Regions from separate parts of the Homo sapiens genome. Here regions 2 and 3 are each linked to region 1. The links are chromatin loops, found by intact Hi-C in ENCODE. Cell type or tissue: endothelial cell of umbilical vein. All regions are shown on one strand.

Region 1 (8,000 bases):
CCTGAAGTCAGGAGTTCAAGACCAGCCTGGCCAACATGGTGAAATCTCGTCTTTACTAAAAATACAAAAATTAGCCGGACATGGTGCATGCCTATAATCCCAGCTACTCGAGAGGCTGAGGCAGGAGAATCACTTGAACCCAGGAGGCGGAGCTTGCAGTGTATCGAGATCGCGCCACTGCACTCCAGCCTGGGTGACAGAGCAAGACTCTGGCTCAAAAAAATTTAAAAAGTAAAAAGAAAAAAAAAGCCAGGCGTGGTGGCAGGCACCTGTCATCCCAGCTACTCAGAAGGCTGAGGCAGGAGAATCGCTTGAACCCAGGAAGCAGAGGTTACAGTGAGCCAAGATTGCACCACTCCACTCCAGCCTAGGCAACAGAGTGAGACTCTGTGTTAAAAAATAAAAAATAGGCTGAGTGTGGTGGCTCATGCCTGTAATCCCAGGACTTTGGGAGGCCGAGGCGGGCGTATCATGAAGTCAGGAGATCGAGACCATCCTGGCTAACATGGTGAAACCCCATCTCTACTAAAAATGCAAAAATTAGCCAGGCGTGGTGGTGGGTGCCTATATTCCCAGCCACCCTGGAGGCTGAGGCAGGAGAATCACTTGAACCCAGGAGGCAGAGGTTGCAGTGATCCGAGATTGCGCCATTGCACTCCAGCCTGGGCAACAGAGTAAGACTCCCTCTAAAATAAATAAATAAATAAATAAATAAATATGAGATAATAATAGTACCTGGGCTGGGTGCGTTGGCTCATGCCTGTAATATCAGCACTTTGGCAGGCTGAGGTGGGTGGATCACGAGGTCAAGAGTTCAAGACCAGGCTGACCAACATGGTGAAACGCCGTCTCTAATAAAAATACAAAAATTAGCCGGGCGTGGTGGCAGGAGCCTGTAATCCAGCTACTCAGGAGGCTGAGACAGGAAAATCGCTTGAACCCGGGAGGTGGAGGTTGCAGTGAGCTGAGATTATGCCATCGCACTCCAACCTAAGCAACAGAGCGAGACTCCATCTAAAAATAATAATAATAATAGTACCTGCTTAAATAAGCTAATGCATGTAAAGGGTTTAGTCAATGCTTACATGAAGCAATCTCAAACAAATATTAGTTCTAGGTGATGAAAAAGGACTCCCGCCATACCACTGTATAGCAGCCTGCTGTTTTCTCTCAACAGTAATTGATTCATTCAATAATATTTTTTGAGCACCCGTTGCATGCCAAACATAGTGCTAAGTCCTAACACTTAAACAAACAAAATCCTTGCCCTTATGGAACTTACATTTCTAGTGGAGAAAGAGACAGATAACATGCTTGTATATGTTATAAAATATGTCACAGGGCCGGGCACAGTGGCTCACACGTGTAATCCCAGCACTTTGGAAGGCCGAGGTGGGTGGATCACTTGAGGTCAAGAGTTCAAGACCAGCCTGGACAACATGGCAAAACCCCATCTCTGCTAAAAATACAAAAATTAGCCAGGCGTGGTGCATGCCTGTAGTCCCAGCTACTCGGGAGGCTGAGTCAGGAAAATCACTTGAACCTGGGAGGCAGAGGTTGCAGTGAGCCAAGACTGCACCACAGTACTCCAGCCTGGGTGACAGAGCAAGACTCCATCTCAAAATAAATTAATTAATTAAATATGTCATAGGTTAATAAGTGCTCTGGTGGGGGGAGATTCAGCATGTGTGGTGGATAGGGACCACCATCAGCGGGTTGCTATTTTATATAAAGTAGTCAAAGAAGACCTCTTTGAAAAGATGGCGTTTGAGAAGTCTGAAGGAAATGAGGGAACTATAAAATAAATATCTGGGGGAAGAACATATCTGGCAGTGGGAACAGCATGTGCAAGGGCCCCGAGACCACAGCGTGCTTGGCATATTTGAGGATGGTCAAGGAGGCCCTTGTGGCCAGCAAAGAGAGGAAGAAAGAGAACCGGAGGAGCAGAGGTCAGGGAGGTAGTGGGGACCCAATTGTGTAGGACCTTGTAGGTCATTCTGAGGATTGTAGCTATTCCTCTGAGTGAGATGGGGACCTAGGGGAGGGATGGAGGAGAGGAATGATACAATTTGACCCTCATTCGATCTCAGTACTTGTATATTGTGGTTAAAGTGGAAAGCCGCACAGTTCCTTGGACTCTATTAACCAGCATTCCCCAGCCCTGTGGGCCCCTCCCACCAGGAGTCCACAGCCTGCCTGACACGATGCAGCAACTCCCCGTAACCCCTTGCTGCCCACCACCATACCGTTTTTCTAGGTGGGAATGACATCCAGGCATACCCAGATGCTTCCAGGCTAGACCGTATTGTGCCCAGCCTTACTGTTCGCATCTCACTGGCCATGACGGCTAATAGCCACCATCGATTAAGGCCTTGTCATAAGCCAGGCCCCTCACCCCCAGAGCTCCTTTAATCCTCACAGCCACCCTGCTAGGCAGCCACTGTCATTCTCCCTTTTGCAGCTGCTACAACGATTGATTAACTTGTGCAAGGTCCTGAAGCTGGCAGGCAGGGAGGCCAGGACTTCTACCCATCCGTCAGACTCCTAAGGATGGGGACAGTGATGAACAAAGCACAGCATCCACAGTGCCTGGCACACCACAGTCACCCAGACAGCCAGATAGAAGGCTGCATGAATCGGCGCTCTTCATCCCTCCCTAAGCTCTCCCTCTGTTGAGAAAATGTCTGAGAAAGCATTCCGCACACTATAAAGCATTACACAAATATGAGCATGGCTGTGAAGATGATTAGGAGTCCGAAACCTCAGGTTCGGGTTGGGCTCCTGATTTTTCTGATGGCCACCTCCTCCTAGTCATTGGCACGTTAACCTCAAACACCTGAGCGCCACCAAACCTCAGCATATCCCTAGCTTCTCCTTTGCTTTGCCTGAAACAAAGCAAGTCTTTTATAAGCAAGGGAGAGGGCCTGTGGTGGCCTTGCTTTTGCGAACGTGCTTTCACCTCCTTCCAGTTCATTGCTTTCATACAAAATTCCAGACGCACAGCGCAGGCAGACAGAAGCCTCATTCATAGCCAGAGGTCCCTCAGGCTGGGGTTTCCACGCCTCCTTCCCCTTCCCCCTCATCTCAGTCTCCTGCTGAAGTTGCGATCCACATGAAGCCACAGAGGTAGACTCAGGGCAAAGAAGAGTTTTTAATGTTGCTGATGGGGGTGAGGAGAGGGTGGCCCTCGGAAGGCCACCACATGGCATGGTGGAAAGAGCCCTGGATTTGCTTGACAATAGACTACTGCATTCCAGATTGGTTCCACCGATTGGTAGTCAAATGAACTTGGACAAGTCATTGACCCTGTCTTCTTGGAAAGACGTGGATCTCAGAATCCTTCACAACGCTTTGCTCCTGATAGCTAGTACCTGTTCAGCAGAGTCGGCACAAGCTCACACAGCCCTTGACCTCCTGTGGGCCAAGTGAACGCCTTCTTCCTGGTTTGGTTAAGTTGGCATAGAGCTGAGCATGGTGCTGCTGGTGGTTCTACTAAATTGTATGATGGTTTAAAAAAAAAAAAAAAAAACTGTCCTTGAGGCTGGGTGTGGTAGCTTACGCCTGTAATCCCAGCACTTTGTGAGGCCAAGGTGGGAGGCCAGGAGTTGGAGACCAGCCTGGGCAAGATAGTGAAACCTCTACAAAAAATAAAAAACTTAGCCAGGCATGGTGGTGCACGCCTATAGTCCCAGCTTCTCTGGAGGCTGAGAGGCAAGAGGATCACTTAAGCCCGGGAATCTCAGGCTGCAGTGAGCAGTGATCGAACCACTGCACCCCAGCCTGGGTGACAGAGTGAGCCCATCTCAAAAACAAGAAACAAAACCAGTTCTTGAGCAAGACATACCTTTCTAATTTCCCAGTACTTTCCAGCTTTCCAAACCCTTCAGGCCCCACACCACCCTGATTTTTGTCACCTGCAAATAATAAAACTACAAACTGCACTGCACGTACACTTTTGTAAAGGCTTGAATCATTGACTTCCTCAGCCCCACACCTTCTGGTCAGCACAGGGCACTGCACTGCCACTCCAGACAGGCCTGGGCAGTGAGGAAAGGTGCCAGCCACGTGGGCTGGGGGTGGGGAAAGTGACTAATCATGAAATCCTAATTTATAATGTGTTGCTATCCTTAGTTGAGCATTAATTTGGCTCTCAGAAATAGGAGAAGGTGTGGGTGACTGGTCTGAGGAGAGTTTCTGGGCAATTAGAACAAAAACAGAAGCATGCTCTTGCACACAAAGTGGACTTTCTCTAGGGTGGTGGTATTCTCTGGAGAGCTGAACTCAGGGAGTCTTTATTATGTATACTTCTGTGTGTCTAAACTTTATACGGTGCTGGGTGCCGTGGCTCACGCCTGTAATCCCCACTTTGGGAGGCTGAGGCAGGAGGATCAGTTGAGCTCAGGAGTTTAAGATCTGCCTGGACAACACAGGCCTCGTCTCTACAAAAAAAAAATTTTTTTTAATTAACTGGGCATGGTGATGTGCACCTGTGGCCCCAGCTACTCAGGAGGCTGAGGCGAGAGGATTGCTTGAGCTGGGGAAGTTGAGATTTCAGTGACCTGTGATCAGGCCACTACACTCCAGCCTGGGCAACAGAGGGAGACCTTGTCTCAAAAATAAAATAATAATAATAATTAGAAAAACTTTACACAATGAACATATATCCCTTTTAGACCACATTTCCTGAGTCTAAGATGCCATTGATTGAAAGACAATTATTTTCTGTACTCCCCTGAAAGCAAACTGCTACAATGTGTCATCTATTAGACACATCTGCATTTTTGAGATGTTGAAATGTGAAAAAAATGTGCGTCTTCGAATTGACAGAATGAAGTAACTTTTTAAATTAAAAGATATTTTCAGCTGAGCATAGTGGCTCACGCCTGTAATCCCAGCACTTTGGGAGGCTGAGGCGGGTGGATCACCTGAGGTCAGGAATTCGAGACCAGCCTGGCCAACATGGTGAAACTTCGTCTCTACTAAAAATACAAAAATTAGCTGGTTGTGGTGGTGGGCACCTGTAATCCCAGCTACTCAGGAGGCTGAGGCAGGAGAATCGCTTGAACCTGGAGGTGGAGATTGTATTGTGGTGAACAGAGTGAGACAGAGGAAAAAAAAAAAAGATATTTTCCACTTTTGGAAAAAAATTATTTAAATTGCTTTTGCATTCCACTCTCCTGCTCAGAATGATTTCCTCAAAAAAGCCAAGGGAGTCACATTTGAAGATGAGGAAATTTTTTTTTAATGTTTATGTGCCAGTTTCTTGCTAGACCCTGTGCTTTCTCATCCCTGACCCCATGGAGGCCTCATGAGAATGATAAGCCCAAATAAAATTACCACTTATGGAAAAGGAGTAATTTTGCAAGGAAGGAAACTGAAGGTCAGATTGGTGTTCCTGATCATGCAGTTCAGTAAGTGAAGGAGAGGAGGTTCAAACTCAGCTGCTGAGCCCCCGCTCCCCTCTTCTCACCACATGCCTCAGTTCTAAAGCTGTCCTGAGAAAGGAGCCAGGTTGGAACCTAAGCCTCCTCCCAGAAGCCTGGGGAATCAAAGGGCAAAAGGGCTGAGGCCCGGGCTCTGAGGCCCACCCTGCGAATCCCGCTCTGTCTGGTGCAAAGGAAACTGACTTCCTCCATGCACACACTGCTCTGCCAATCTGAGTGACTCAGCCTCAAGATGACCTCACTGTCCTCAGTGGGCTGTTTGGCCGCCTGCTTCATGTCACTGAGCCTCAGCACCCAGCATGTCAGATATGGATTTACGAGTATTTTCTCTGCTCCACTCCTCGAATGTGGCTAGGTTTGAAAAGGTCACACTTCCCCTTGCCCTCCACCTCTCAGCTTTCTGTTGCCAGGCTGCCTCTGCCCCTCCAGCTGCTAAAAACAGCCCAAGCTGCGAAAGCTCTTTGCTCCTGCCAAGCTCTGGTTGGACCACCATCCAGGGGGAGCTGGGGGCTCAGCCTGGATTTTCCCAGTGCCTAGGACAGATGCATGGCTGGTGGAGGACGTTGCTTGCCAGCAAATTGGCAGAGTAAACTGAAATAGTAGCTCTGGGTCTGCGCTACAGCAAAGTATAATTTTCAGAAGGGGTCTCATACAAGTATAGAGTGACCACATGTCAAAGATTGATTTAATTCATTAACAAGGAAACCAACAAAAGGACAAAGCTGGTTTAAGAGATGATTTGAAAAAGTGGCTCTTTTAGTTTGCTAGGGCTGCCATAAGAAATTACCGCCAACTAAGTGGCTTAGAACAGCAGAAATCCATTCTTCTGCAGTTCATGAGGACAGAAGTCCAAAATCAAGGTGTCGGAAAGGCTGGCTCCTCTGAGAGGCACTGGAGGGAATCTGTCCATGCCTCTCCCCCAGCTCCTGATGGTTGCGGGCAGTCCTCGGCATTCTTGGCCTGCAGCAGCATCACTCCAGTCTCCGCCTCTGTGGTCACATGGCCATCTTCCTTGTGTATCTGTAGGCTCCAACTCTCTCCTTATAAGGACACCAGTGATTGGATTTAGAGCCATCTTAATCTAGTATGACCTCATTTTAACTTGATTACATCTGCAAAGTCTCTATTTCCAAATAAAGTCACATTCTCAGGTACTGGGGAATTAGGACTTAAACATATCTTTTTGCTGGGGACACAACTCAACTTTTAACACCTACATTACCAAACTCATTTCTCATTACTCAGCACCACAGACCCCTGGCTTGATAGGGGCATTTGGGGTGCTGGAAAGAACAGAGCAACAGGCAACGTTGATGTCAGCTTTGATCTGTCCCCAGCATTCTGGGATTCAGTGTCAGCCAGTGAAGGCTCAGTGAAAGACAGGGCATCTCCACCTCCGAAGTCAGTACCATGTAGGGTATAAAGAGAGACCTTGGAATCAACTTCCAGGATTCAGTTCCCAATTCTGTCCGCCACTGTGTGTGACTCCTGACATTTCTTCACCTCTCTGGGCCTCAGTTACCTCATCTGTGAAATGGGGGTGATAATGGTACACAGCCTATCAGAGAGTGCTTAGAGCAGCATATGGGAAGCTCTGAATAAATGTTTCCTGCTGACGATGATGATGATTATCCGAATCACTCTCACCTGCAGACACAGCTTTGCCGCTTTTTTGGTGAGATAGGCTGTTCCTGATGGACACGCTGGAAAATTTCCAGTCCCCAGAAAACAGGGCAAGGGCAGTTCCTGATTAGGATAAAGGAAGCCTCTCTGATGGTCACATGCCCAGGTGACTTGTAGGCAGAGGCCAGCCCTGCTTCCTGTCCCCACTTCCCAACTTGCCCTGCTTTTGTGAATGAGCTCTTTCCTAGCTCCTCATCCTGGGTCTAGTTTGGAAGGTAATTTCTCAGTCACTTTTGAGTTGACGCAGGTGGCAGTTTCCTTTATGAACACTCATAACCCAGGGTAAGCTTGACAGGGCAGTTAGAGGCCCAGAAACAAAAGTTGGGAACAACAGCCTTTCCAGCTAGAACTAGAGCTGGCTTGGTGAGAAACAGAAGGCCTCCCTGAGGTTAGAGGCCTAAGCAGACACCAGGTCTGGCCTTCCACATCCCTGCTGGGTGGAGCAAGACTGTCAGCACTTAGGAAGTGCCTTGCACGTTGATCTTTGGGAAGCGAGGGGCTCCTGTCATCTGCGTCCAGACTTCTCCATTCTCAGGTGGACCGCACATGGCCTGGCCAGGCCAGGCCAGGCCCTGAGTGGTGACTGTTGCTGCTGCTGCAGCTGCTTTTGACATTATTGTCTGTAGAATAAAGGTAGAGGCTGGTGGGACCGCTGCAGCCATTCCCTGCCCAAGCCTGACCCTAAGTGCATCTGAGAGTGCTCTGCGTTGAACCAGGAGGGGTCAGGCCCGGACTCTCTAGGCCCCTTTTCAGACACACCCTCCCTGACTTTGAGTCTTCCCCTTTTCAGGCCTGGAAGAGAACAAGGCTTCTTTTTGTTTTTTGTTTTGTTTTGTTTTGTTTTGATGAAGTCTCCACGGGGTTTCACCGTGT
Region 2 (8,000 bases), 230 kb after region 1:
CCTCAAGTGATCCGCCCTGCCTTGGTCTTCCAAAGTGCTGTATTACAGGCGTCAACCACTGCGACTGGCCTGTTTCTCCTTTTTCTAGAAGAGCTTTTGATTGCTGAATGCTTACGAGGTACCTAGCACCCCTCCTCCGCCCCCACCTCCTCCTCCTCTGTCTCCGCCTCCTCCCCACCCCACAGCAGTGATACCGCTTTACAGATGGCACTACCACCTCAGGTGCTGCAATGACATGTTTGCAGATGCAAAGCTCACTTGGGGGAAGACCCTAGGCCCCTGCCTTCTTGACCCCAGGGTGCTAGCTCTACCCCCTGGTGATACCGCTGTGGAAACAGGAGTCCCCAGATAGGCCCCGGCAGGTGCCACGGTGATGGGAAATCACGGCTGGGCCCCCAGCCCTCCAGATGGGGGTTGGGGGTGGAGAGAAAAGCAGGGAAGGGAGACTGGATTCTTCTGACACCTGGCTGTCAATTGGGATCAATTGTTTGCCTCTGAGAGGAGGGAGGAAGAGAGTGGAGGAAAGGTCCTCTCCTCCCGGAGGGAGCAGCCTTATCTGTGGCCTGCACCAGGAAGCACTGCTTCCTGGACTCCTATCTGAGAAGGTCCGTGGGCTTCGGGATTCTGCAGTGGCGGGCAGTTCCCCCACTTGCCAAAGAGTCCATTCAGGCTCTGCCCGGTGGGGTCTGGCCGGGCCACAGTATCATGCTAGTTTGCCCACAGAGGAGCACAGGGCGCAGCCATTGGTCTCTCCACTGTGAAGCCTGGCGGCTTTCTGTTGGGGGAGGCAGCATTTGTAAATTAACAGCATGGGCTTTGGTGTCAGGCACCCCAGAGCTTCAACGCTGGCTCTGCCGTTCATTAGCTGTGTGGCCCTGGGGAAGTCGCCTTGCCTCACCTCTCTGGGTGGTCGTGAGGATCAAATAAGAGCCCACAGGGAGCTGTAAGGAACAATTCCCTGCCAGAGTCTCAGCCACTGCTGTCTGTGACCAACACCTGCTGGAAGTGATGTTCCTGGCAGAAGGCCGCCCCCTGGCTGCTTGTTGGCATCTGGGGCTACACTTGGTTGTCCCCTGCATGGGAGCGATGGTGATGTTACCCTGGGGTAAATTTCCCCACTAGAAGCCACTGCCTCCTGTTACATCAAAGACATCCCAGGGTGGGATGCACCTCTTTATCAGTCAATGGCTAGGACCACAGGGCAACCCTTACCTGCACCTGGGCTTGGCTGCTATGGAAACCAGCTGTTTGTGCAAATACCTTGAAAACTTTGAAACTTGACCCCGGACAGGCCTGGTGCCAGGTCCTTTCCGACTTTTGTGTTTTCTTTCCACCTTTCACTACTGACTTTGCCTCTTTCCTACCAGGAATGGACAGGGCCGATGGAGGTGAAGCGGACAGCAGCTGCACTGCCCTGTAGAGATTCCCAGGCCCTGCCCACTTCAAAGCACACAAGCCCACCTCTTCCTCATCACATTTCCCTTTGCAACCCAGGGAGGCACTCACCAGGATGCTGCCAAGAAGGAAACATTTTATTAACATGTTTCTTTGTTTCCGATGCACTTAAAACACTTGGGCCTCTTGACCAAGTCTAGTTTTAGGACTTCAAAGGGGCGTTGAAAGCCACATTTTGATGACTTTGGTGTAAAATGAGTAGGGCATATCGGGATTTAATTTCCCTTGAAAGTTGCACAGACTTAAAAATTAGCAGAATAGGCTAGCAGAATAGGCCGGATGCGGTGGCTCATATCTGTAATCCCAGCACTTTGGGAGGCCGAGGCAGGCGGATCACCTAAGGTCAACAGTTCCAGACCAGCCTGGCCAACATGGTGAAACCCCCTCTCTACTAAAGATAGAAAAATTAGCTGGGCGTTGTGGTGCAGCCTGTAATCTCACTACTCAGGAGGCTGAAGCAGGAGAGTTGCTTGAACCCGGGAGGCAGAAGCTGCAGTGAGCTGAGATCGTGCTACTGCACTCCATCTGGCCTAGGCAACAGAGTGAGATTCCATCTAAAAAAAAATAAAACAAATAGTAGAATAAAGGTTAAAGGCAAAATGAGTGCTTGATCCTTGTCAACCCGCCAAGTTTATATTAAAAATGGGGAGTGTTGCTGTTAACTGAAGTGCGCATTAGCCTCAGTTCTCAGCCCTATGGAAGTAGAGTCAAGGAAAGAGATGGAGTCTTTCCAAATCTCCATTAACTTGGAGGGGGAAGAGGCTGTATAATCTGTATATTTCACGAATGAAAACTCCCAGAAATTAGTATCTTATGCAGGTATTTTTTCCCTTTCACAGTAGTAAATCATAATTTGAGGAAGTAAAAATGTCACATTGGGGGCAGTAAGGGCTCAGGCAAGCCTGGATTCAGTTTATTTTTCTGGCTTTGTCCTAAGGATGCTGCCTAACGCATGGTGGGAGGAATCTTTCTAAACAAAGAGATCCTTCTCTGCTTCGTGATAAGGCTTTTGTCTGAGCCCCCAGGCCCACGGGGACCGGCTCATGGGCATGGAATTTAGGGAGACCTACTCCACAGCCCTCACACCCTTTTTCTCTCTTCCTCAAGAGCTCTCAAGAGCAGGCAGGAAATGGAGAATCTACGAGCCTGACTTGTGGCACGGATCCACATATCCAAGGGTGTTTTGTATTTTGGACTCGCTTATCTCCCCGGGACAAAGTACAAAGATGAAAGAATCTGCAAGCCTTTTGTTGCCCATGTTTCTCCCTCTGCCCTGACTGCCTTGCCAAGATACCAAAACACCTCTCCCTGTCGGGGGCTGCCCTCCCTTTCTAGGAAGTGGACGTGCTTAGGGCAAAGCTGGTGCTGAACCCCGGCAGGGTGTATTCAGAGGAGGAGAAAACCTCAGCAGAAGCACCAAGTCCTGGAAATGCCAGCTTCAGGCCCAGCTACAAGCAGCCTGCTCCATAGCAGCAGAATAACCTCGTGTAGCAGCAGCATTCAGAGAACAGCGGGTCACATGCTGCAGGTTCAAACCGGATTCCAAGCCCAGCGCTGCTGCTTACCAACCGAGATACCTCAGGCGGTCACCTTCTCTGTGCCTCACTGCTCTCATCTGTAAAATACGGAAATAATGGGAAACTTCCATTCTAAAATCAGATGAACTCCAGAAAGGCATCTCCCCCTGCCTCCCTCCCGCTCAGCACATCCACCCCGCAACTGGCCTGGGCAAACTTTCCTCAACCCAAAGCTGTTGAGAGAGGGACTGCCTGAGTGTTGCAGAGATTCGGCTCCCCAAGGCAGACTGGAAGGGGCACCCCAGCTAGGGAAAGGGAGGCTTATGGAGAAGCCATTAAGCGTGGTGGCTCTAAGGTTGGGCTGGGGATTCAAATCCTGGCCCTGCCATGACCTCTGGCAGGCAGGTCACTGATCCTTCACAGAAAACTGTGCCTCAGTTTTCTTTCCAATGAAATGGGGTAACAGGACCCACCCCATAGAGTGTTCTGAGAACTCACTGACAAAATATACGTAAAGAGCATTTCAGGCCAGGCATGGTGGCTCACTCCTGCAATCCCAGCACTTTGGGAGGCCAAGATGGGTGGATCACTTGAGGTCAGGAGTTCAAGACCAGCCTGGCCAACATGGTAAAACCCCGTTTCTACTAAAAATACAAAAATTAGCCAGATGTGATGGCATGTGCCTGTAATCCCAGTGGGGAGGCTGAGGCAGAAGGGTTGCTTGAACCCAGGAGGTGGAGGTTGTGGTGAGCCAAGATCACGCCACTGTACTCCAGCCTGGGTGACAGAGCGAGACTGTCTCAAAAAAAAAAAAAAAAAAAGGCATTTCACAGAGTCCAGTACATGATAAGTGTTCGTGAAATTACTATTATTGGTGTAAAGGAACTAAGACATTAAGTTCTGAGTCCTAGGAAAGCAGTGTGGTGTGGCAGACAGAGTCTTGGTCTGGGCATTAGGGTTAGGCAGTATCAGTAGGAGTGGGTGGGGTGGGGTGGGCCAACCACAGAACTCTGTCTGAGGTGGGATGTTGGTGGCCTCAGGGAGTGGCCAGAAAGGTGGGAGGAGAAAGGGGTGAGTCACATGCACCTAGGAGGGCTCCAGCCCACATGCCAGCCTGTTCTTGTCCCCTGGTTTCAGAGCTTCACCATTTTCCCTTTGCATAGGCCTAGGCCAGTGACAGACCTGAGGGCTGCTCCCACACTGCGCCATCCCAGGGATTGTTAGATGGATGGAGCTTAAATAAGTTAATAAACTAAGAGTAAGAAAATTATCATCGTAAGTAACACTAACGCTATGCACTGAGACTTACTATCACATTTTTTAAAGGAGAGTTTGTCAAGGCTCAGAAAGGTTTAGTGACTGGCCGGGCGCGGTGTCTCACGCCTGTAATCTCAGCATTTTGGGAGGCAGAGGCAGGTGGATCACTTGAGGTCAGGAGTTCAAGACCAGCCTGCCCAACATGGTGAAACACCACCTCTACTAAAAGTACAAAAATTAGCCGGGCGTGATGATGGGCGCCTGTAGTCCCAGCTACTTGGTAGGCTGAGACAGGAGAATCGCTTGAACCCGGCAGGCAGAAGTTGCAGTGAGCCGAGATCGCGCCATTGCACTCCAGCCTGGGCGACAGAGCAAGACTAAAAAGAAAAAAAAAAAAAAAAAGGTTTGGTGACTTCCCCAAGGTCACACAGGTAGTCATTAATGGTCAAGGCTGTGTTAAAACTCGGTAAACCTGTCTAGGAACGGGGCCGTGAAGTTGTGCACGGCTCCAGACACAGAAAACAGAAGCCAGAGGAGGCTCTCCTAGCGGGCCGTTGGCCTCCTTGGGCCCGCGGAAGGCGGCCCTTTGGGAGCGCCTCTCTGCACCGTCCCAGCTCCGCTCCCCTCTCGGGGAAGTTGTGGGCCTCGGGGGTGAGAGGACGACTGCCTGGGTTGTCGTGGCCGCAGTGACCGCTAGGGGTCGCCTTGGACACGCGAAATACGTCCGCGAGCGGAGTCCCTGCGGTGGGGAAGGCGCGGGCTCTCCCAGACCAGGAGGAGGGGGACCCACCCACCTCTCTTCTTCTGCGCTGGTAAGTCCGGGGGCTCCAGCGCAGAAGCTTCGGGGGTGGGGCAGAGAGGCTGTCTGGAGTTCTAGCAGCAGACTCCGCCCCGCAACCGATTGACTCCAGGGTCCTGCCGCCCCCAAGCCCCGAAACTCCTGACTTCCTCCCTTCACCCCTCACCCCCACTGTCCCCAGTAACAGAGCCAATGTGAAGTGCGCCTAGGCATAATTTACTTGAGCACATTTCCCGGGCACCTACTGTGTGCCAGGCTCGGCCCGCGGAGACACCCGAGTTACAGGGCAGGGCAGGATCAGCTCCGCGAGGCCAGGGCGTTTTGTCCTGTTGTTCACTTGCAGCCCGGGACACACAGTAGGCCCTCCGCCAGGAGAGAATGACTAACTGGTGCTTAGCTCCTGCTCAGGCAGCCTGCAGGCGAAAGGTTCATCAGTCACTACTGTGCGTGCCCCGGGGAGGCATCTCAGACCCAGCTATTCCACTTAACCTGAGTTTCTTCCCCAAATTTCCCAAACCCCTCACAGTCCATTTCACACGTGGAAAGACTGAGGCCCAGAGGGCAGTCTATACATCCGTGGCCTTTCTTGCCTTTCTAACTGGGGGGTCCCAGGCTGCAACACTCTTCCCCTGTGCTTTGCCCCTGGCTAACTCATGTTCACAGTTCAGGTCTCAGTCAAACGGCACCTCTTCCAGGAAGCCTTCCCTGACCCACTCACTGCAACCTGGCTAAGCGTCTGCCTCCCCTTCTAGAGGGTGAAACCCTGAGAGCAGGAAGTACCTGGGCTCTGTCTTTCCTCATCTACATTTTGAGCCTGGCTTGGTGCCTGGCACAGGGTCAGAAGCTAATGACGTTTGTTGAATGAAAAGTGGAAGGCAAGCGGCCCCAGGGCCCTGTGGGCAGCCTCCTTCTCCCTGGTCAGGGAGGCAGAAGGTGTGAGGATCCAGGTGGCTGACTTTGTGGTACCGCCGAGGCGTCAGGTGGGTCCTCCCCTGCCCCGCCCTGCCTGCGCCTCTCTCAAGTGCCCATCCCACTTCCTGGGAGAATTTTGTGTCTGTAACACAAGGACGTGGGTTTTGGGGTTAAACCCAGAGATTCCTCAGTTTACTCATTTGCGAGAGTGACGCAAGACGGCCTGTTTGCAAATCACTGTGAGGATTAAGTGATGTAACAGTAAAGTCCCCAGCCCGGGGCCTGGCATGGAGTAGGTACACACCAGCGGGCACACCAGCCTCAGTGCCCTGGGGCAGTCACATGGTTTCCAAGCCTCCATTGCCCCACTTGGAAAGGAGGACATGAAAGCCTACTAATGGGGAGGATGGTTTAAGGCACACAGAGCACAGCTTAGCACCTGGCACCTCACGGGTGCTTGTGAAACTGCAGCTGATGTTGAGGGAGCACTTCCTCCCAGCCAGACACTGTCCAAGTGTTTTATATGCTGGTCTAGTGTCATTCTCCCAATACTAAGGGTAGTTCCCACTCTCACCCTCCTGTACAGATGAGGCCACTCCGCTAGCAAGGGACAGAGCTGCGTATCTGAGGAGCTGGACCCTAGAGTTGCCCTGGAAACCTCCTCAGCTGCGTGTCCAGCGCTCCCTGAGGCCGGGGAAGACTGGGCCTCTTTTTGGACCCCCATTGGGTGCCTGGCACATAGTAGGTGTGCATCAGAGTTTGCTGAATGGAATAGAGGCTGCAGCACCCCGTGCGCCACCCCAGAGCCCTGTGGGTGTGAAGGTAAAGGCCTGGGCCCGTCCCTCGGGGGAAGGACAGGCACCTTGGGTGGGTTGTGGCCAGGCTCTGCACCCTTTTCCAGCCTGGTCTGTTCTTCTGCCTGTGGGACCCCCCAAGTCCCCCAGGGCAGCCCAGCCTCTCCTCTCTTTCAGGGCCTTGGCAACCCAGCCCTCATCGGCTGCATGTATCCTTGGAGATGAGGCTCTGGGAGCCCAAACACAGGCCGCAGAGCTGTGGGAAGAGCCATTCTTCCCTCCTCCACCTCTCCCTGCCCCTGGGGAGCTGTGGACCTCCCAGAACCAGGCCTGCTGGAAGGAATGCATCCAAAAGGAGGCCACCACCCAAGTTGCCTGGAAGATCAACGATGGCCACAAGTACCTAAGGGAGGGGACCGTGCCCAGGAAGCAGCTCCAGCAGGCCCCATCCAGGTCAGCCTTGGTAGCGGGCCCAGTGCCTGCCACCAGCTCCCGTGATAGCAAGGAGGTACAGGTTGGATGGCCAGAGACCAAGGGGGCCCAGAACCAGCTGTCCAAGGGAGTGGGTGTCCAGGACTCCCCACCCAAGGGAGACAGAGTCTGGAAGGCCAGAAAAGCAACTCAGGGGCCAGCAGGTCAGACCAGGCCGGAGAGTTTAGAAATGAGGCAGGTCTCCCCAAGAATCCTGCAGCTGCTCTTCCCAGGCATCTCCCACGATGGCCAAGGCCACGCCCTGGACCTCCAGGCACGGCATCGGCTGAAGCCCGAGGAGAAGTTCCAGTACCCAGTCATGTCATCCTAGGAGTACAGCTGGCACGTGGGTAAGGGCCACCACCATCTTGCCATTCCAGGCCTCTGGCAGGCAGGCCTGGCCTCCCTCCCCAGCCTCATCCTTCACCACCCCTCACCCCGGCTCATGGACCTGGATCACCTTCCTCTGAGCACATAGACCTTGGGGATGTGCTTAGGCACCTTCACACTTCCAGGCCTTTTCATGCTCTGGTCTCTCCACTTGGGATGCTCCTCCTGCTGCCCCACCCTGATGAAATTTCACACATCACCTCCTCTGGGAAGTCTTCTGAGATGCCTCCAAGCAGATTAGTTGAGCCCACCTTCATGCTTCTGCAGGTTTTTGAGTCCACAGAAGCACTGGGCACACGGAATCACCATTCCTTATATATCCATCTGGCCTGGGGAGCCCTTTGGGTTCCAAGACTTCTTAGTTAACTTTATTCATGCCCTCCCAGCTCCCAGCCTGGGGCTGGT
Region 3 (8,000 bases), 99 kb after region 1:
TTGGGGGTGGAGTTGGGGAATCATAGTATTACTTGCATAAATGGAATCCTAAAAGTTTGTTGGGACAGTTTCATAAAAATCCTCACCATGATCAGTTTGAAAATGACGTTCCCTTCACATGTTTGTCTTCTGAACTGAGTTGCAATGCTGAGTATGAGTTTGAGAGTCCCAAGACCATCTAAAGCAAGCCTGTCCAACCCACAGACTGCAGGCTGTAGGCAGCCCAGGACAGCTCTGAATGCGCCCCAACACAAATTCGTAAACTTTCTTAAAACATTATGAGATCCTTTCGCATTTGTTTTTTAAAGCTCATCAGCTATCATTAGTGTTAGTGTATCTTATGTGGCCAAGACAATTCTTCTTCTTCCAGTGTGGCCCAGGGAAGCCAAGAGATTGGACACCCCCGATTTAAAGGAAGTAACTCAATTTTGTGAACCTGAAACTTGATCTTGGATGAACCAAATGAAATTTTATGATTCTCTTAAGCTCACGAAAGTTCAATAACTGTGCTGTGTAAAATAGAGGTAAAAGACTTGAGTTGGACCAGGAATGGTTGCTCATGCCTGTAATCCCAGCACTCTGGGAGGCTGAGGCGGGTGCATCACTTGAAGTCAGGAGTTCAAGACCAGCCCGGCCAACATGGTGAAACCCTGTTTCTACTAAAAATATAAAAATTAGCCGGGCGTGGTAGTGTACGCCTGTAGTCTTAGCTTCTTGGGAGGCTGAGGCAGGATAATCCCTTGAACCCAGGAGGTGGAGGTTGCAGTGAGCAAGATCATACCACTGCACTACAGCCTGGGCTACAGAGCGAGACTCCGTCTCCAAAAAAAAAAAAAAAAAAAAAAAAAGACTTGAGTTGGTTCTAATAGAATACCTTGGAGAACCTCAAGATGCCTTCTGGTCCAGCCAGGTTTACAGATTGGAAGATATTCTGTTAATCAGAATCTCAGAGAGGGACAGGCCCTGATCAAGGTAACACAGTGAGTTGTGGTAGCTGGGCTGGGCTAGAACCTGGGCCTCCTTGGTTCCAGGTCACAGGGACCAAGGGATTTGGCTTGTCTTAGTCCTACTTGTAACTACAATACTGCCTTCTGCTAGGAAGAATAAGAGCTTGCAGGCTAGAGGAATTTATAGGAATTTTCTTTCTTTAAAAAAATCCCCCCAAAACCAGCTTTACTGAGATATAACTCACACACCATAAAATTCACCCTTTTAAAGTATGCAATTTTTAGTATATTCACAGAATTATGCAACTATCATCACTATAATTTTAGAATTGTTTTTTTTTTTTTGGAGACGGAGTCTTACTCTTGCCCAGGCTGGAGTGCAGTGGTGCAGTCTTGGCTCACTGCAACCTCCATCTCCCAGGTTCAAGCGATTCTCCTTCCTCAGCCTTCCGAGTAGCTGGGATTATAGGTGCATGCCACCACACCCAACTAATTTTTGTATTTTTAGTAGACATGGGGTTTCACCATTTTGGTCAGGCTGGTCTCAAACTCCGCCTGCCTTGGCCTCCCAAAGTGTTGGGATTACAGGTGTGAGCCACTGTGCCTGGCCAATTTTAGAATATTTTTATTGCCTCAGAAGAACCCCTGTATCCATTAGCAGTCACTCTCCCTTTCCCTTCCCCAACCAGGCCCAATAAACCACTAATCTACTCTGTCTCTATGGATCTGTCCATTCAGAACATTTCATATGGTAAAATCATACACGTGTTCTGGTGTTACTGACTTCTTTCACTTAGCAGAATGTTTTCAAGGTTCAGCCATGTTATGTCTGTACTTTATTCTTTTTTACGGCCAAGTGTTGGAATGTGTAGGATTTGAATTTTCAAATAAAGCTTTAAAGTTTTCAGATTTATTTTTACTTTGCCTGGTGTGTTTTTTCCTGGAAAGCCAACTTCTACATTTGGAGATTAAAAGACAAACTTTCTCAAACTCCCTGTACCTAAGTGGTTGCTGCTTTTCTTAAATGTTTTGACACCAAAGAGAAAAATTGGTTTCTGGAAGAAAGTGTGTTTTCTTTTATTGCCAAGAAAATTAGTGCATGTTAATTAATATAGATGCTCAGGACCCAGAGTTGTAATGAACTTTTTTCTTATATTTATTTTCTAGATGTTTGACTTATTTTAACAGTTTTCATTTTAGCAATAATGTTTCCTTCCCACTCCCAAATTTATTGGAAACCCTCAATCAACCCTATTTATTTATTTATTTTAGAGATGGGATCTCACTATGTTGTCCAGGCTGGTCTGGAAACCCTCACTCTTATAGATAGTATGAAAGAAGATTATAGCCAACTCTTATATAACCTTCCCCAGAGCCTCCAATTGTTAATGTTTTGCCATATTTGCTTGCTCTATCACTTGCTCTAAAGATGCATATCACACACTTTTTTTTTTTTTAATTTATTTTTGAGACAGAGTCTGGCTCTGTCGCCCAGGCTGTAGTGCAGTGGCATGATCTTGGCTTACTGCATCCTCTGCCTCCTGGGTTCAAGCGATTCTCCTGCCTTAGTCTCCTGAGTAGCTGGGATTACAGGCACGGGCCACCATGCCCAGCTAATTTTTGTATTTTTAGTAGAGATGGGGTTGGCCAAGCTGGTCGTGAACTATTGACCTCAAGTGATCCTCCTGCCTCAGCCTCCCAAAGTGCTAGGATTACAGGAGTGAGCCACCATGCCTGGCCACATGCGTGTTTTTTATTGAATCATTTGAAAGTACTCAGCTCGTATCATGACCCTTCACCCCCACATACTCCAACAAGCATCTCTAAGAAAAAGGACATTCTCCTAACCACAGTGTCTCTGCATTCCCAGGACATTCTTCTAACCACAGCGTCACTGCATACCCAAGAGGTTAGCACCGATACAGTAATAACATCTTGTGTAAAACTTCCCAAAATGCTCCCAAGTGTCCTTTATGACAGTTTAAAAAAAAATGGCATTTTTTGGGATCCAGGAACCAATTAACGATTACTCAATTGAATTTGGTTTCAAAGTCACATACCTCAACTTTTCCTTTAATCAAGAACAGCCCCCCTGCCTTTTACACATTTTTTTGTCTTTCGTGACCGTGTCATTTTTGAAGAAATCAGGCCCGTTGTCTTGTAGAACTGGTGTTTCTCAAGTGTGCTTGGGAGGGTCTTGGTAAAATGCACATTCTGATTCTGGAGAACAGGGTGGAGCCTGGGAATCTGCATTTCCAGCCAGCATCCCGGTGATGCCAGTGCAGCTGGTCTTCGGCTGTAGAATGTTCCACATTCTAGGTCTGTCTGTTTCCTTGTGATTAAATTCAAGTTGAATATTTTTGGCTAGGGCACTTCCTGAGGTCATAGGTACTTCCCACTGCCTCACAGCACAGGCTCACAATCTCAGTTTGTCCTGTTACTTCGTGGTGCTAAGTGTGGTCACCTGCTTCAAGTGGTGTCCGCCTGCTCTCTGTTGAAACAATACCTTTCTCCTAGTATAATGATTAGGTAACCTGTGATTGTAATTGGTAAGTAATCTTTGAGACTACATGAATATCCTGTTCCCCAGCAGTTTTCACTCATTGGTGAACTGTTTTGGGAAAAATAATAGCATCTTACAGTTATAATACCCTGCTGGTAACACATGGCTCTTACATAATCAGCAGTTAATTGTTTGTATGTGTGTTAATTTTTATTTTTAAAATGTAACTAGTGACTGGTAACTCTCATTTGTATTTTAAACATTGGCTTTTACAGCTTCTCAGTACATTTCACTCTGTGTATGTTTTTGGTAGAGCATTTGTTGTCCTGTATAATGGTTTAGGAAATCCTATAGGCCAAATGAAGGGCTGGAGACTCACCTGTGTTCCCACCACTGTGTTTCACTGTGTATTGCCAGAGAAAATACAGTTAAATTTGAATTTCAGATAGACAATGAATAACTTTTTAGTATAAGTATGTTCCAAGTGTGGCAGACAGCTCTCACAAGTTACAAGTCGTTGCGTAGGACATACCTATGCTAAACGATTTGATGTTTATCTAAATTAATATGTAACTGATATCTTGTATTTTTATTTGTACGATCTTCCAAGCCCACGTCCCACCGCCTTCTCGGGGATGGCCACCATTTGTGTTTGCTGCCTGGTGGTGTTTGCAGCTGCGAGAAGGGCCTTGGAGGAGGAGCAAAGTGTAGTGGTATCTCCGTGCTGTGGCCTTGGGCACTGGGGTGGGGGTTAGATGAGTAATTAGCTGAATATGACCTCACCCATGAAGAATGTGCCCTTGCTAGGTATTAGCAGAGGTTTAGGCTCCAGGGAGCCATTGTCAGAAGCTTGTCAGTGATGTCATCAGCTGGAAGGGCCAGCTTTCAGGCCTCAGGAAAAAGCTTGAAAGTCAGGGCTCCAGTTTTGGTAATAAATGGGAATGGAGTTTCACAGGTAGGGTGTGGAGGAATTTATTGTGACAGGAAGCCTGATGGAGCCTCTTGCCTGTGTGCAGCCCCCAGCCAGGTTTCTGAGTTCTGATGAACTACCAGAAACTTCCACCACGGCCTGTGATTACACTGTTGGCCCAATGCCCTGGAAAAATTGGCTTGCTCTCGGGGAACACTCCAGGAGCTGCAAAGGGGGTGTCAGGACTGTTGTGCAGCTCCCCTTAAATTGGGGAGGAGGGGTGGCTGATGTGGAAACTGTTCATTAGACTGCTCAGGGTAGTGTGAGAAAACGTGTAATCTGTGGGCATCTACCCCTAGCTGCCCCTCTGATCTCACCCACTACTGTGGGAGGACCCCGTGGATGGGGGCAGAGGAGGGTCTTCTGGATTTAGACACTCACAAAACTTCCTTTTACCTTGTTCATTGGAAGAAATAGAAAATGCCTTTTTTTTTTTTTTTTTCTTTTTTTTTGAGACAGAGTCTCGCTCTGTTGACAGGCTGGAGTGCAGTGGCATGATCTTGGCTCACCGCAACCTCTGCCTCCCGGGTTCTAACAATTCTCCTGCCTCAGCCTCTGGAGTAGCTGGGACTACAGCCACGTGCCACCACACCCAGCTAATTTTTGTATTTTTAGTACAGACGGGGTTTCACCATGTTGGCCAGGACGGTCTTGAGCTCTTGACCTCGTTATCCACCCGCCTCGGCCTCCCAAAGTGCTGGGATTACAGGCGTGAGCCACCATGCCTGGTCTCTTTTTCATTTTTAAAGGGTAATTTGCTGTGCAGGAGTGGGCTCTCAGACCAGAAGTGGGGACCTGAATGAAATCAAGGACTGAGTATGGTAACTACAGCCATTTAATTTTATTTGAAGTCTCCCGTAAAATGTTCTGGAAAAAACAGGGGTTCCAGGGCTGGGTGGGCAGTTTCAATCATGGACTGGATTTTGTGGTTCAGATTTCTCTGGGCCTGTTGGAGGTTCCCCTTAAGCAATTACCCAAGGCAGTTCTGCCCAGCTGAAGTACTGATTACCTGCACACTATACCAGTGAGGACTCATGGGTGAGCAGATGGGAGGCACTGAGCTTGATTCTGAAACCCTGGCCTCCATCCCACCTGACATTCAATGTCAGATTAGAATTTGGAAGACCCTAAGTCTCCAGATTGGTGCACTGGGTAGCTCCTGAAATGGGGTGGCTGAGACAGGTCCTCTGTGCCCCCTTCCACAGCTTCCTCTGGGGCCCTTCTGCTCACTGGCATGTGCTTCTGGGCAAATAGGCCTCTCCCAGCATTTGTTTTGGCTCTGTGAAATGGGGTAATATTTGTTCCTATTGCGGGTGAAGCGCTGCTGTTGGGATGCTCAGGTAACTCACTCCGTGGGTAGCTGATATTGCCTGGGCAAGTGGCATTTTAGAGGAAATCTGTGCCATCAAAAGAGTTGGACCTGATCACACTTTTGCTTTTGAATATGCTTTGTCCCAGCCTGGCCATTCGTCACTTGGGACCCCCTGAGTCTCTCTGACCCCACTGTAAAATGGATATGCCATGGAGTTGTCCCAGGAATCAAGGGCAGGTCCTCTCCAGTGAGTGATGGGCTTGCCTCTCACTTCTCTAACACCCTTCTGCTTCCTTGTGTAAGATTTCACTATTAGTGGCTATTCTCTTTTACAGAAGAAAAAGGGAGACGCATGCCTCTTCCAGTTCACTGTTCACCATTGCAGCATATTTATTCCAAGGGACTGGCCGAATCATCCCTTTCTTTGTTAGAATGTGGTTTTGTTGCCTTGAGACAAGTGGCCCGCATGTCTGCACTGAAGGAGGCTTTGCGCAATAGCCTTGGGCACCTCCGGTTCTGCAAGCATGTACAGTACTTGCTCTCCTTTCCCTTTCTTTGTATACTTTTTCTGGTCTGCTACGTGTCCATCTGCATGTGGATAAAGGGTCGTCGTCTTGAGTAGTGATTTTGCTGTGATGTGATTCCTGTGAGGTCTAGTTGCACACAGTGATTCCGAAGGTAGACCCAGCTGGAAAGCTTTTAAATTGCTGATACTCCAGCCCCACTCCCCAAGAGATGCTGATTTTGTTTTGTTTTGGGGAGGGCAGTTTTTTTGGGTTTTTTTTTTAAGCTTTTTGATGTGTAGCCAGGGTTGAGACTGAAGTGATTTTTGTGAGTAACGGAGAAGTGTTAAGGCTTGAGAAGTTGGAAGAGCCATGCTTGAGATAGGACCAAGGTCATATCCCCGGCATTAGCACAGAGCAACCCTGACCTGTTGGAGAGTTGGGCTGGATGGATGCGGTCAGGGGAGAGACTCGCTTTATTTTATTTATTTAGAGATACAGTTTCACTCTTGTCACCCAGGCTGGAGTGTAATGGCACGATCTCGGCTCACTGCAACCTCTGCCTCCTGGGTTCAAGTGATTCTCGTGCCTCAGCCTCCTGAGTGGCTGGGACTCCAGGCACGCGCCGCCACACCCTGCTAGTTTTTGTGTTTTTACTAGAGACAGGGTTTCACCATTGTTGGCCAGGCTGGTCTTGAACTCCTGACCTCAGGTGATCCGCCCACCTCGGCCTACCAAAGTGCTGGGATTATGGGTGTGAGCCACTGTGCCCAGCCTCGACTCGCTTTATTATATCCACACTTGGAATACAATTCGGATTGATTGTAGTGGGGCATTTTATAATTAGGAAAAATTAATCAGGAAAAATCACTCCATGTAGATTAGTACCACCATATGAGGGGACAAGAATTTCTTCAGATTAGGAACTTCTTCCAACAGGACTGACAGGGTCCAAAACTACTCTTGGATCCAGCTTTAAGATGGACCCAGCCCACTGTTGAGTCCCCTCTGAGGTCTTCTCTCTGTGGATGGATTTGATTGTTAACAATGGCTGAGTCATGTGGCACCCAGCCCGGTGAGTAAGACAGCTGAGTAAGAGGGGAAACAGGGCCTTTGGTCAGAAAAACCAGACTGACTTCAGTCTTATCTGTTTAGAGAAGCCCCAGAAGCTGCAAAAATTGCAGCTTCCAGACTTTAGTGTGCCGTGGTCATGACATCGGTGTGGATGGCAGGTTGTCATCTGAGCAGTCAGGGTGGCAGCACACAGCTTGCGGGCTGGCTGATGGCCGAGGTGTGTGAACTGACCTGCCCCAAGTGACTTCAGTGCTGGGCACAGCATAGGAGCAGTACTAATGATATGGACAGTATGCTCAGAGGACGTTAGGGAGCACAGCTTTGTGTAAAGGGCATGCCCTGCCCTGTCCGGATTTAAAGCAGCTATAGCACTGAAACCCCATGGTCACCCTCGCATTTCTACACTTCTGCCTGTGCCAAGTCTAGTTTGTGTGCCTCCTCCATTTTGTGTGTACATGGGGGTATTTTTTTCTGCTAGGCAACTGCTATTTATGCCTCTCAGTACTGTACTTAGTGTGTACCATTCCTGCAAGGTATAGACATTGTCAGCCCATTTTACAGATGAGGAAAATGGAGTTTTTGAGAGGGTGAGATCATTCAGTGGCAGAATGGAATGTTAACCCAGGTAGTCTAACCTCTCTGCTGTAGATCTGATGTCCATTTGAACTTTAGACTTCCCATCTGTGTCTAC

The links. Peaks named below come from ENCODE experiments on the same cell type or tissue, not always from the same donor. Only the 100,000 strongest peaks of a DNase experiment are listed, where the experiment ranks them.
Region 2: a loop joins it to region 1, with 3 times the contacts of the local background. A loop is called at or near these places in 21 of 110 quality-filtered maps.
Region 3: a loop joins it to region 1, with 4 times the contacts of the local background. A loop is called at or near these places in 2 of 110 quality-filtered maps.

Annotation. Positions count from the first base shown.
Region 1 is chr3:57,945,949-57,953,948 of GRCh38, forward strand. No RefSeq gene overlaps it. Among named protein-coding and RNA genes, the nearest start is that of FLNB, 58 kb to the right of the region's middle. In endothelial cell of umbilical vein, a CTCF peak has its summit at 4,001; DNase peaks (open chromatin) are centred at 4,053, 5,683 and 6,453; H3K27ac peaks cover 3,401 bases.
Region 2 is chr3:58,172,967-58,180,966 of GRCh38, forward strand. It overlaps LOC124909485, which reads left to right. Exons shown (of 6, transcript XM_047449435.1): 3 at 573-684; 4 at 4,742-4,880; 5 at 4,961-5,041; 6 at 6,527-8,000. The coding sequence ends at 7,536. Among named protein-coding and RNA genes, the nearest start is that of FLNB-AS1, 6.3 kb to the left of the region's middle. RefSeq lists an enhancer at 5,678-5,727. In endothelial cell of umbilical vein, CTCF peaks have their summits at 1,044 (motif pointing left) and 4,903 (motif pointing right); DNase peaks (open chromatin) are centred at 645, 1,315, 2,705, 4,925 and 2 weaker places; H3K4me3 peaks cover 422 bases; H3K27ac peaks cover 1,128 bases.
Region 3 is chr3:58,045,177-58,053,176 of GRCh38, forward strand. All of the region lies in intron 1 of FLNB (filamin B), which reads left to right. Among named protein-coding and RNA genes, the nearest start is that of FLNB, 41 kb to the left of the region's middle. RefSeq lists enhancers at 3,514-4,713, 7,166-7,460. In endothelial cell of umbilical vein, no CTCF peak of the experiment used is centred here; DNase peaks (open chromatin) are centred at 3,345, 4,235 and 7,315; H3K27ac peaks cover 7,263 bases.